2 separate regions of the Homo sapiens genome follow, and region 1 is linked to region 2. The links are chromatin loops, found by intact Hi-C in ENCODE. Cell type or tissue: dorsolateral prefrontal cortex. All regions are shown on one strand. Links, peaks and the distances in the headings refer to the core of each region. The heading gives the core; the rest is flanking DNA. Region 1 overlaps PKP1 (plakophilin 1). Region 2 overlaps TNNT2 (troponin T2, cardiac type).

The links. A loop is a pair of places that touch in the nucleus more often than their neighbours do. Peaks named below come from ENCODE experiments on the same cell type or tissue, not always from the same donor. Only the 100,000 strongest peaks of a DNase experiment are listed, where the experiment ranks them.
Region 1: it touches region 2 in a loop (4-fold over the local background); 11 of 110 quality-filtered maps call a loop at or near these places.

The regions. Positions count from the first base shown.
Region 1 is chr1:201,307,646-201,313,008 of GRCh38, forward strand. The region is part of intron 2 of PKP1 (plakophilin 1); the gene reads left to right. Among named protein-coding and RNA genes, the nearest start is that of PKP1, 27 kb to the left of the region's middle. In dorsolateral prefrontal cortex, for the core only: a CTCF peak has its summit at 2,099; a DNase peak (open chromatin) is centred at 2,016; H3K27ac peaks cover 634 bases; H3K27me3 peaks cover 838 bases.
Region 2 is chr1:201,358,731-201,364,093 of GRCh38, forward strand. It overlaps TNNT2 (troponin T2, cardiac type), which reads right to left. Exons shown (of 17, transcript NM_001276345.2): 12 at 4,566-4,676; 13 at 3,656-3,664; 14 at 3,183-3,292; 15 at 2,549-2,639; 16 at 893-933; 17 at 284-525. The coding sequence ends at 480. Among named protein-coding and RNA genes, the nearest start is that of TNNT2, 16 kb to the right of the region's middle. In dorsolateral prefrontal cortex, for the core only: CTCF peaks have their summits at 3,098 (motif pointing left) and 3,298; a DNase peak (open chromatin) is centred at 3,091.

The DNA of each region.
Region 1 (5,363 bases), core at 170-5,169, 51 kb before region 2:
GTCCTGACTGAAATCCCAGCAAGATGAACAAGGGTCACTACATGCCTACTACATGAGAGCCCCTCATCTGGGCACTGAGTGGGGAGTGGCAGGTACTAGGCAAGTCGCAAATGGAACCTGTCTTTGAAAGACTTCTAATCAAGGTTCTTTCTCCAGCAAGCCCTCACCAGGCCTGAGAGGCACGAGGACTCCATGAAACTGTGCGTGCACTCCCTTTCATGAAAAGGGCCTTGGGAGATCACGCTGCTGAAGATGGCCCTGTTGGACACTGCTGGGTGTGTGACTTGGCAAGCAGACCAGGGTGTGTCTCGCTGGAGAACCGGTTTGGCCGGCCCCACCCTGCTGGCAGAAGCTTGGTTTCAAAATGGGCTAATAGCTGGGGACACAGACACTCTTTTCATCATACCCAGCTCCCAAGGAGTCCAGCAGCTTCTGTCTGTCCAGCTAGAGTTGGATAGAATTCTCTGGGCTCAACCACCCAGCTGCTTTGCTCAGGTCAAGCGGTAAAGGGAAGCATTCTGGACATCACAGCTGGACCCCATGCCGTGCACCGGCACAGGCTGCCTCACCCTGCCTAGAACGGCCCTACCTACCGCCAGCCCACTTTACTCATGGTGCCTTCTCTCTCTTCTGTGCCCTGGAGGCCATGGGAACTGCAGTGCTGTCAGCATCCTGAATCTCCACCCCTAGCACAAATTCTCACAGTCACAGTCCACCTTTCACTGAGCTCTTGCTGTGAGCTCAGCCCTGTTTTAGGCATCTTTGCCCTGGAGAGCTCAGGGAAATGACAGAAACCTACATTAGCAACTAGAAAACAAACAAGACCAGAGGCCCCTGGCTTTAAGGGCAAATAATTCCAACTCTGGTCATTATGGAGACAGGGCTGGGTTAGAACAGGCCTTTTGGAGATGACAGGTGGAGAAGAGGCCTTAGATAAATGTAGGATTTGGGAGGCTGCAGGTGAGGAAAAGCTGTCCAGGGTGGAGGAGCATCTGAACAGAAGCAGGGAGCCTGGGATGTGGCTGAGGTCATGGGGCAGCTTAGAGGGGTGTGCTGGGGAGGGGAAGAGATGGCTGGACAGGCAGGGTGGGGCTGGGCTGGGGAGTTTGTCTTGTAAGGAGCAGACACTGTAGGTTCTCCAGCACGGCAAGAGCTGATGAAAGCTTTCCCTAAGGAAGGTGGAGTGATGGCATCGCAAGGCAGGGACCAGAGCCCTGGGGGCTGGGCAGGGGCCAGTGGGGGGCACTGGAGTGGCCTGGTGGTAAGCTGATGGGACCCGGAGTCAGAGCCTGGGCAGTAGGGGTGTAAAAGAGGGGAGTCAGTAAGGACTCTCTAATGGAAGGACAGGAGGATGCCATCTCTTTTTGAATGGTTAGTTACTGCCCTATCCGATGATTTGGGCAAGCTGGAGCTTTTCCAGCTTTGGGGGCCACTCCACACTGAATGGCTCTCTCAAGGGGCAACTGGTCATATTCAGTTCTTTGAGGCCCTGGATCTGGGGCTTGTATTGCTTCACTGAGACTGTCTCCTTGCCTATAAAGGAGGGGTTGGCCTCTGAGAGCTTCCTGACTTAATGAGGGACAGGAATAGAGGGGAGCTTTCAGTGTGGGGTTAAAACACCCCACTTCTCCAAGAAGGAAGGGGAGAAGGGGAATTACACAAGCAGGCGGCAAAGCGGGGACTGGCTGGGGGGCTCCTAGCTAAAAGCAGCTTTTCCTGGCTCACCTCGGGCTGTGGGACCCCTCAAAAGCCCCACTGGTCTCCCAAGTGAAGAAACATGTCTCTCAGAATGCTCTGGATTTCTGTCTGGCTGTCCAGTCTAGCCTGCTGTCTGGCAGAGTGACCAACTCTGCTCTCAGGAAATTGAGTTTCCAGCCTCTGGAATGTTCTGATCCATGGGATAACCAGACAAGAGGTTGTGTGTGTGTCACTGTCCTTTGTATTCAAACAGCCAGACGCTGCCAGCAGATTGCTATCTGAGTGTGGGGGTGTGGCTGGGAGAGCCGGCATTGGCGGTGAAGCTCTCCCACCTGCAGCGGGCGCACGTGCACTGCCCGTGCATCCTCTTCTGGCTGCAGCTGCTCTCTCGGGACCTGGAAGACAGTGTTTGGAAACGTGTGGGGACATTTTGCAATGACTGTGAGGCATTACTAGCATTTAGAACCTGGAGGCTGGGGCACTAAACATCCTGCCATGCTTGGGACAGCCTATACAAAGAATTGTCCTGCCTCAGGTGCCGACAGCACCCAAGTAAAGAAACACTGCACCATTCATCATAAAGCCTGGCTTCACTCGAAGTGCCCCATCTGGGCAGACCATGCTCCTCCACTTTTCTGAGACATATTTAGACCCATTCTATGTCTGTGGGGTGAGACTAGCACGGGGCTCTGATACTGGTGCATACACTTTCCTGGGCTGTCTTGGCTTCCTGGGTTCATCCTCTCTCTTATGACACCTGGTATCCCATTTAGGTATGTCACAGGTGACATAAAATCTCTCCTTTAGGAGCCAAGTCCTAAGGCAGCCAGCCTGTGCCCAATCTAAGAGTCAGAGGGATATGATGTCCCTACCGAGCAAACACTCATATCGTGGACTGTCCTGAGTGCTTTACTAACATTAGTTCACTGGATTCTCCCAACAATCCTCTATGTTGGCTACAATTATACTAGTTTTACAGATGGAAAAACTGAGGCACGTTGGGCTTAAGTAATTGCCCAAGGCCACCCATTGGGCAACGACAAGGCCAGGCAGGCTGGCTCCAGAGTCTGTGTTCTTGACCTTGGGTCTTCCTCCAGTTTGTAGATCTCAGCCCAGTGAGCTGGAGGAAGCACCTGGATTCCCAGGCAGTTGCTGCCGTTTCAGCCTTCAAGGCTGCAGGCTTCATCCAGGTCCCAGGCCAATTTGTGCAGGGAGAGCTGGTGGCAGTTCACCTCCTTGTGCCTTGGAGGGAATCCAGGCCCCCTCATGGTACTTGGGGAGGACGGGGTCTGAGAGGAGGCTTTACTCCTGCTTGTCAAAGTGACAGCAAAGGGCCATGATGATGGGAGAGAGTCATACCCAGCTGTCCTCAGGCAGCACAGCCCACCAGCACCATGACACTAGGAGCTGGGGTGGGGTTCCCAGGAATGGGTGACGCCACTAGGGTGTGGCTGATGGTGGTAGGCTGGGAAATGCAGTCCCACGGGGATGTCTCTGCCTTCCCCACCTTGCCCGCTCCCCTGCAGGTGCAGCCAATGCCCATTCCCTGTGGGCAGCCCACCCTTGCTGAGACTTGGCAAGGCTGCCAGCTGCTCCTTTTCCCAGCACAGGAAAGCAAAGCCCAAAGCCTCTGAGAGGCTCAATCAGCATGATCACATGTTTGCTGGTTTTGGGCCAGGATGAGTGTTTGGGCTTCTCATTAGGTGTCTGAGATGACGTCCAGGCGTGTCGTTTATGGAGAACAAGGGTGCTCCTTGTTGCATTTCCATTTAAGGCTTAGCTGGCTCTTTGCCCTTTGGCAATGCTGGGCTTCCCCCTCCATGTTGTCATCTGCCACCTTCCTTCCCCTGAGAGGAGAATGGAGGGTGTGGCCATTTGTAAAGGCTTTCATGGCATATTTTGCCTGTAATCTGCAGGACACGCATTCCATACCCAGATGCTCAGAAAATTGCCCAGCTGCTCTCCCCATGCCTTGTGATTGTCCATCTATGCCTCTCCCAACAACCAGACACCAATTCTCTTTGGAGTAGGTTGGTTGACCCAGTTTGGGGAAGAAAATTATGCCTGCCTGAGTGCACAGCTGGGCGTGTGGGTGAAGGGGATGAGCAGGCTATTGCCAAGGTTAACAGTCTGTGGCTTCTGAGTTTTGGATGCAACTTCTGACTGGTGGTTTGACACCCAGTCTTTCTGGGAGCTCAAACCATGGGAGTTTCCTGCTGTCTGTGACTCCCTGCAGAGATGAAAAAGGACCAAGTCGAGTGCCAGCCCCTCCCCAGCTTGTGTGGCTAGATCTGGTGCAGAAGGGAATTACCCAGTTGCCTAACGACCTCCCCTACACACACATACTCTCTCTCTCTCAGGGAGGGGCAGGGGTGGGCGGGCAGGCCCTAGGTTGCTGGGTTTGGCCCTGGCCCATCCCAGCAAAGGTGAGTCCCAAGTCAGCACCTGTGTGGAGATGTTTTTTTATCATACTCGATGTTGATCCTCTACTATGAGAACAAGTTGGAGCAGGCCAGACCCACCAGCTTGTGAGCTCCTGGGAAAGTCCTCCTCGGACAGTTCTGTTCCAGAACTGATTCGCACCAAGTCTCCAACCTCACAGGCCCCTCCCAAGGAGGCCGACTCCCCACTTGGGCTCACACAGAGCTCATGAGGCACCTCATTGTCTGTTGTATGTTTTTGTGCCGGATTGAGCCTCTGCCCAGCTTCTCCCCATTGCCAGCCTGACAACAAAGCCCAGGAGGCCCTCCCTGTACCCCACCTTGCAGCCCCAGGCCTGCCTCCATGTGTGCACGCAGGCCCCTAGCTCACAGTCCCTTGTAAAAGGGCCCAGGGAGCAGGAATATTGTCCCTCTTTGGCCTTTGAGGTGACCTGTTACCCTTTGCTTCTTGCCCTGGAAGAGGGGAGGCAAGATGAAGAGTTTAGCAGAAAAGAACAGTAGAAAACAGTCCTGGCCAGAATAGAAGTTTCTGTGTGCTGAGTATAAGGGGCCCAAGAAGGCTGGCTGTGTGAGAAGCTGCTGGTGTCTGGGAATGGCATAGGGCTTGGAGACCCAGACTCAAGTCCAGGTTTTGTCCTTTCCTCACCGAGTGACTACTAGAAGGTCACTCTTCTCTGGGCCTCCAACTCCCCCTCCTGGACTGTACCATGTGGGACCAGATCAGAGGTTGTCAAACTTTTTTGACAGCAATTCACAGTAATAAATGCGAAGGATTGTTCTGCCTCAGGTGCCGACAGCACCCACGTAAAGAAACACTGCACCATTCGTCATAAAGCCTGGCTTCACTCGAAGTGCCCCATCTGGGCAGACCATCCTCCTCCACTTTTCTGAGACATATTTAGACCCGTTCTGTGTCTGTGGGGTGAGACTAGCATGGGGCTCTGATACTGGTGCATACACCTTTCCTGGGCTGTCTTGGCTTCCTGGGTTCATCCTCCCTCTTATGACACCTGGTAGCTCCTTTAGGTATGTCACGTATGTTGCAACCCAGTACCCATACACTGTTTCACAAAACAATGTGTGACTTTACTACCTGCACTGCACTCTGATATTTTATATTCCAGGATATATTATTCTATTCCATCTTTTTAAAAATGATGGCCATAGTCTTCTAAATTGATTTTATAATCCACAATGGGTCACAGCCTGCAGTTAGAAAAGTAA
Region 2 (5,363 bases), core at 247-5,246:
TCTCCAGTGAGTGACTCATGCAGGGAACACTCTGTCCCCCTCAACAGCACTTTTCCCATGTGCTGTTTTGGTGACTCCCAGGAGCAATGATCTGAAGCCCTTTCCACTGCTCCTGCCTCCTGGGCTGCACCCTGGGCCCTCCACCCTCTCCCCAGCTAGAGGCAAGCAGGGAGACCAGACAGGGGAAAGCTCCTTAGAGCTTGGCAGACACCGGGGACCTGTGAGAGCAGGGTCTCGCCTCAGTTTCTCTCTCTCTCTGAAGGGGACGTGACAGAAATGCCAGTCAGTGTGTGGTGGCTTTTTATTACTGGTGTGGAGTGGGTGTGGGGGCAGGCAGGAGTGGTGGCTCCCACCTAGGCCAGCTCCCCATTTCCAAACAGGAGCTGCCTGGGGTGCCCAGGAGGGCCCGGGAACTGGGGGAGTGCAGGCCGGAGGCAGGTGCGAGCGAGGAGCAGATCTTTGGTGAAGGAGGCCAGGCTCTATTTCCAGCGCCCGGTGACTTTAGCCTTCCCGCGGGTCTTGGAGCTGCAGGGGAAGCAGGACGCAGTGACATGGAGACACAGGCAGGGTAGTAGGTCACCATGCGGCTGGGGTAGGACTGGGGTGCCAAAGGGGAGAGGAGCAGGCTGGAGCTGCCTCCAGGGGCAGAATAGGACAGCAGCCTGAGGCTGGAGGGAAGCTTCTCCGCCCCACATTTCACCCCCACCAGCAAGCAGAGGCCACAGGGAGAGAAGCACGAGGCCCCGGAGGAGCCAGAGAAGGAAACCTGTGGGCTGAAGCAGAGGAGGAAGGGCTGGGAGCCTGGGGCCCTCCAAGGAGGAATGGGATAGCTGGAAGGTAGGGAAGGAGGGGGCAGGGGGAGGGCTAGGCGAGAATGACCTCAGACACTTACACTTTCTGGTTATCGTTGATCCTGTTTCGGAGAACATTGATCTGCAAGAAAAGTGGGAAGGACAAAGAGCAACGCTGGAGCTGACTGGCTCAGGTCCCAGGTGGCCTGGGGATGGGGAGAAGGGGGCTGAGTGCAGCAGTGCAGGAGGAGAAGGAGGAGCATGGAAGAGTAGGAGGGGTTAGGATAGTTAAGGGTCAGGAGGGGCCCGTGTACCACAGGCAGAAGCCAAGGAGAAGCTTCCAGGATGCCTCATGGGCCTCCCACTGTGGGGTCCCAGGGCCATAATAGGTTCAGGATATGAGAGTCCCATAAGAAGGGCCTCTGAGAGCTGGGCACAAAGCTGGAGGCTGTGTCATGGAGCCCTCCTAGCAGCCCAGCCCCAGACCCCTCTGGGGCACCCCTGCCCAGCTGCCCACCATCCCGGAAGCTGTGCCCTTTGAGCAGTAGCATCCCCATGCACCACCCCTGCAGGGTGCTGCCCCAAAGTTTGGCAAATCTGTGTCCTGTTGGCCGGTGCAGAGTTCAGTGTGGAACCAAAAAAAGAGAAAAAAGTGGAAGGCACAGGACTAGAGAGGCCATAACAATGGCTGACACCTGCTGAGCATTTAGTGGGTGCCAGGCTCTGTCCTGAGCACCTTCCCAGATATGAACCCATAGGGCTGCTATGAGGGCATAGTAAGTTAATACATGGGACATGCTTGGAACAGTGGTTGGAACACTATAGCAATAATAACAATTAGTATTATCTCTGTAACCCTCACAATCACCCTCTGAAGTATATTGTAGTGTTACCTGTGGAAATGGAGGCAAGGAACAGTGGACTAACTCACCCAATGTCACACAGCCAGTGAGGGGCACAGGTAGAAATTCAACCCAGGCATTATGGCTCCAAAGTCCATGCCACTGTCACCAGGCAATACAGCCTCTCTCCGTATTGGGAGGTGGGAGTACCCTGTAGCCACTGCAGCCTGAGCCTGCCCAGCGAGGGGCTTCTTGCCCAGGGAGGAGTGGTTTGGCAGGAGCAGCAAAGGAGACCTTCCAGGGGAAGCTGAATTCTTCCCTTAGGTAGCAAAGAGGCCCTGGGACCGGGGCTCGGGGGTGGTGGGTAAGGAAGGACTGGCGCCCAGGTCTAAGCTCCGGTATGCAGCATCAGTGTCCTCTAAGCCATTTCCTTGCCTGGTGTCTGTTCACCTAAGACCCTCATTAGTGCACATAGGACTCCGAAAGACTGTGAGCTTGAGGCTCAGCCTAATTGTGCCCACACCAGGACCTTGGGTGTATGTGGGGAGAAGCACCTCTCTGTTGGCAGCACTCCCCTTCCACTGGGGGTCCTGGCTTGGTGCATCCTGGTCCTTGTAACCAGCTCAGATCACTGAGCTGCTGCCTCAACGTGTTGGAGACCCCCAGGGTTGGAACACCAGGAAAGTGTCTCTGCTCAGCCCCAGCGAGCTCTCAGACACTTCCAGCAAGCAGTCGTCAATGCGGTGGACATGGAACACTGCTGAAGGCCAGGCAGCAGGGGCAGATGCAGGAGCTGAAGGGGGCTGTTGGGGAATAGGGACAGGGACCCAGGGACCTGCAGCAGTATTACCGGACCCAGTGAACCAGGAGGAGTGTGAGATGGAGATGCTGGGCGGGGACAGCATGGCGGCCCACCTCATATTTCTGCTGCTTGAACTTCTCCTGCAGGTCGAACTTCTCTGCCTCCAAGTTATAGATGCTCTGCCACAGCTCCTTGGCCTTCTCCCTGCACGGGCAAGGGTGAGAATGGGGAGGTCCAGTAAGAAAGGGCCCTCCTGGGCCTCCGTCCTGGTCCCGGCCCAGCCCCCAGCATCCCAGCCCTCCTTCCCACCTCCAGGCCTGCCAAGGGTACCCCAGCCCACCCCCTGGGCCTGACCCAGCCTGGGGACCAGACGGCAGCACCCAGTGCTCAGGAACGGACACCAGGGACTGCCAGGGCAAAGTTCCAAGAACAAGCGGGGAGCAGGAGAAGCCCTTCTGGCGCAGGAGAGCATCTAGTTCAATCCCCTGTCCTGACACCCGTGTGCAGGTGGGTAGGTGAAGCTCAGAGGGGTGGGGCACCTGCTCAGTTCTCTTTCCCCATCAGCAAAGCCCAGAAAGGAGTTGGCCCGACCTGCTGGGGCCCAGCTCTGGTCCCACCAAACTTGCCATGGGAAAATATGTGAGGCAGTCCTGCCCTCTGGTGGCTCACAGCAAGAAGTGCCCTTGGCCCGACCCCTCCCAGAGCAGATGCGGGCAGTGCCCCAGGACCATTCCTCCCAGCCCCCACCTCAGCTGATCTTCATTCAGGTGGTCAATGGCCAGCACCTTCCTCCTCTCAGCCAGAATCTTCTTCTTCTTTTCCCGCTCAGTCTGCCTCTTCCCACTTTTCCGCTCTGTCTGGAGGGTGTGGGAAGCAGAGTAAACTGGCCAGATTGCCCCCTCCCTGTCCCCTAACCCTCCCCAAACCCCCTGGGGGTGGAGCAAGGCCTGCAGGAGGGCCAGGTTCTTATGCTCTTCTTCCTGCCACACCCCCCAACTACCAACTACATGTATTCCCTAGGGAAACTGAGGTAGGGGCAAGAAGGATCACGTCAGTCTCTTCCTTCTTTGCCTAACTAATCTCTTTCACCTCTCACCAGCTTCCCCCCTCCCCAGCCAGCCCAATCTCTTCACTCCTCCCCTCCAGCAAGGCGCCTTCCCCTCCCAGGGAGCTCTCCAAAACTATGGGGAGGAAGAAGGCTTGAGGTTTTTGGTACCCACCTGGGCCTGCTAAACCGGGAAACCATGAGAGAGAGGCCCATAGAAAAAGACCAAGACGGCAACAGAGACACAGAGAGAAGGCAGGAAGACAAAGGCAAGGAGAGACATGGAAGAGAAGATTCAGATACTCGCTGTAGTCAGCCGGGTTTACTAGGACGTGGGTCTGAGGGTTACAGCAGGGGCTGTTCGGTAGCATGAAGACTTTGATGCCAAAGTCTTGGCTGGTGTGGTCACCATGGGGGCAGAGGCAGGGGGTGGCCTAGTCCTGAGCTAGGGACTAAGCTGGAAATCTAAGAAAATGTTTTGATTCCTTCACTACCTAGAGAAAATCAATTTCACATATCCCTCCTCCCTCGAGAATGGAGGACCTAGGAGGAATGGGGCACAAAAGTTAGGGATCGAGAGTGAGTTTCCAGGAACAAACAACCTCACATCTGTGTGGCACATAGACACTTTCCATGGTAGCTCATTTGAGCTTCTCAAAGCATCAAGGCAGGCAATATGAGTGCCAGTTGAGGAAACCGAGGCTCAGAGGTTGCAAAAGGTCACACAACTGTATGTGGCAGAGCTGGGTCTCCAACTAGAGCTCTGACTCTAGGCACAAGGCTCTTCCAGCTGCACCCAGCCTCCTTGGGGGCTCCTGAGCACTGCTGGAGCCAGGCATGGGGGGCACCATTGGTGCCCCAGGCTCTGCCTGTAGCCCCCTACCCCAGCAAGCCCCTCCTAGTGCAAGCCGCGGTCAGGCTGAAAACCAGCTCAGGGCTGGGCATGAGGAGACCTCAGTCTTCCACCCACAGCAGCTGGGAATCTCTTCCTGGGACCTGACCTAAAGTCTACCTGCTGCAGTGGACACCTCATTCCTCAGGGCTATACTAGGATCTCCTGGCAACCCCTGCTGCTCCCTACCTACCTTCTGGATGTAACCCCCAAAATGCATCATGTTGGACAAAGCCTTCTTCTTCCGGGCCTCATCCTCAGCCTTCCTCCTGTTCTCCTCCTCCTCTCGTCGAGCCCTCTCTTCCTGATTTACAGCAGGGAGGAAGAAAGCAAATTAGGGGAAAGGATTGGAAACCCTGATTCTGGGCTGAAGCTTGTGGTCTTTATGGGTGAGTTCAGCTTTCTCTCCGCTCAGCAAGGAGCTTTCTGAGAGGGTAGCTCCCAGCACAGTGCTGGCCCACAGGAGTCCACTGACTGAGAAATGACTGCGTGATTGAATGAGGTCCTGATTCCCAAATGTGAGGTCTCGTCATCCCCTTAAGCTGGGAGTGCCCCTGGAAGACCTGTTGCTCTGGAAATGCCTTCAGCAGCTGCACAGGAAGAGAGCTACGGGGCCTTCGGTTCCCACGAAGTCTGCACTGGGGAAGGGATGAGGGCTGGAGAGTCTTATAAAATAACACGTTCATAAGGACGCAGGCATTTCTGTCTTGTTTGCTGATGTATTATCAGAGCCAAGACAATGCCCAGCACTTCCTAGGTTGATATTGATATTGTCTCTTTTTTTTCCTTTTTTTTTTTTTTTGAGTTGGAGTTTCACTCTTGTTGCCCAGGCTAGAGTGCAATGGCATGACCTCGGCTCACTGCAACCTTGCCTCCTGGGTTCAAGCGATTCTCCTGCCTCAGCCTCCTGAGTAGCTAGGATGACCGGCATGTGCCACCACGCCTGGCTAATTTTGTATTTTTAGTAGAGACAGGGTTTCTCCGTTGGTCA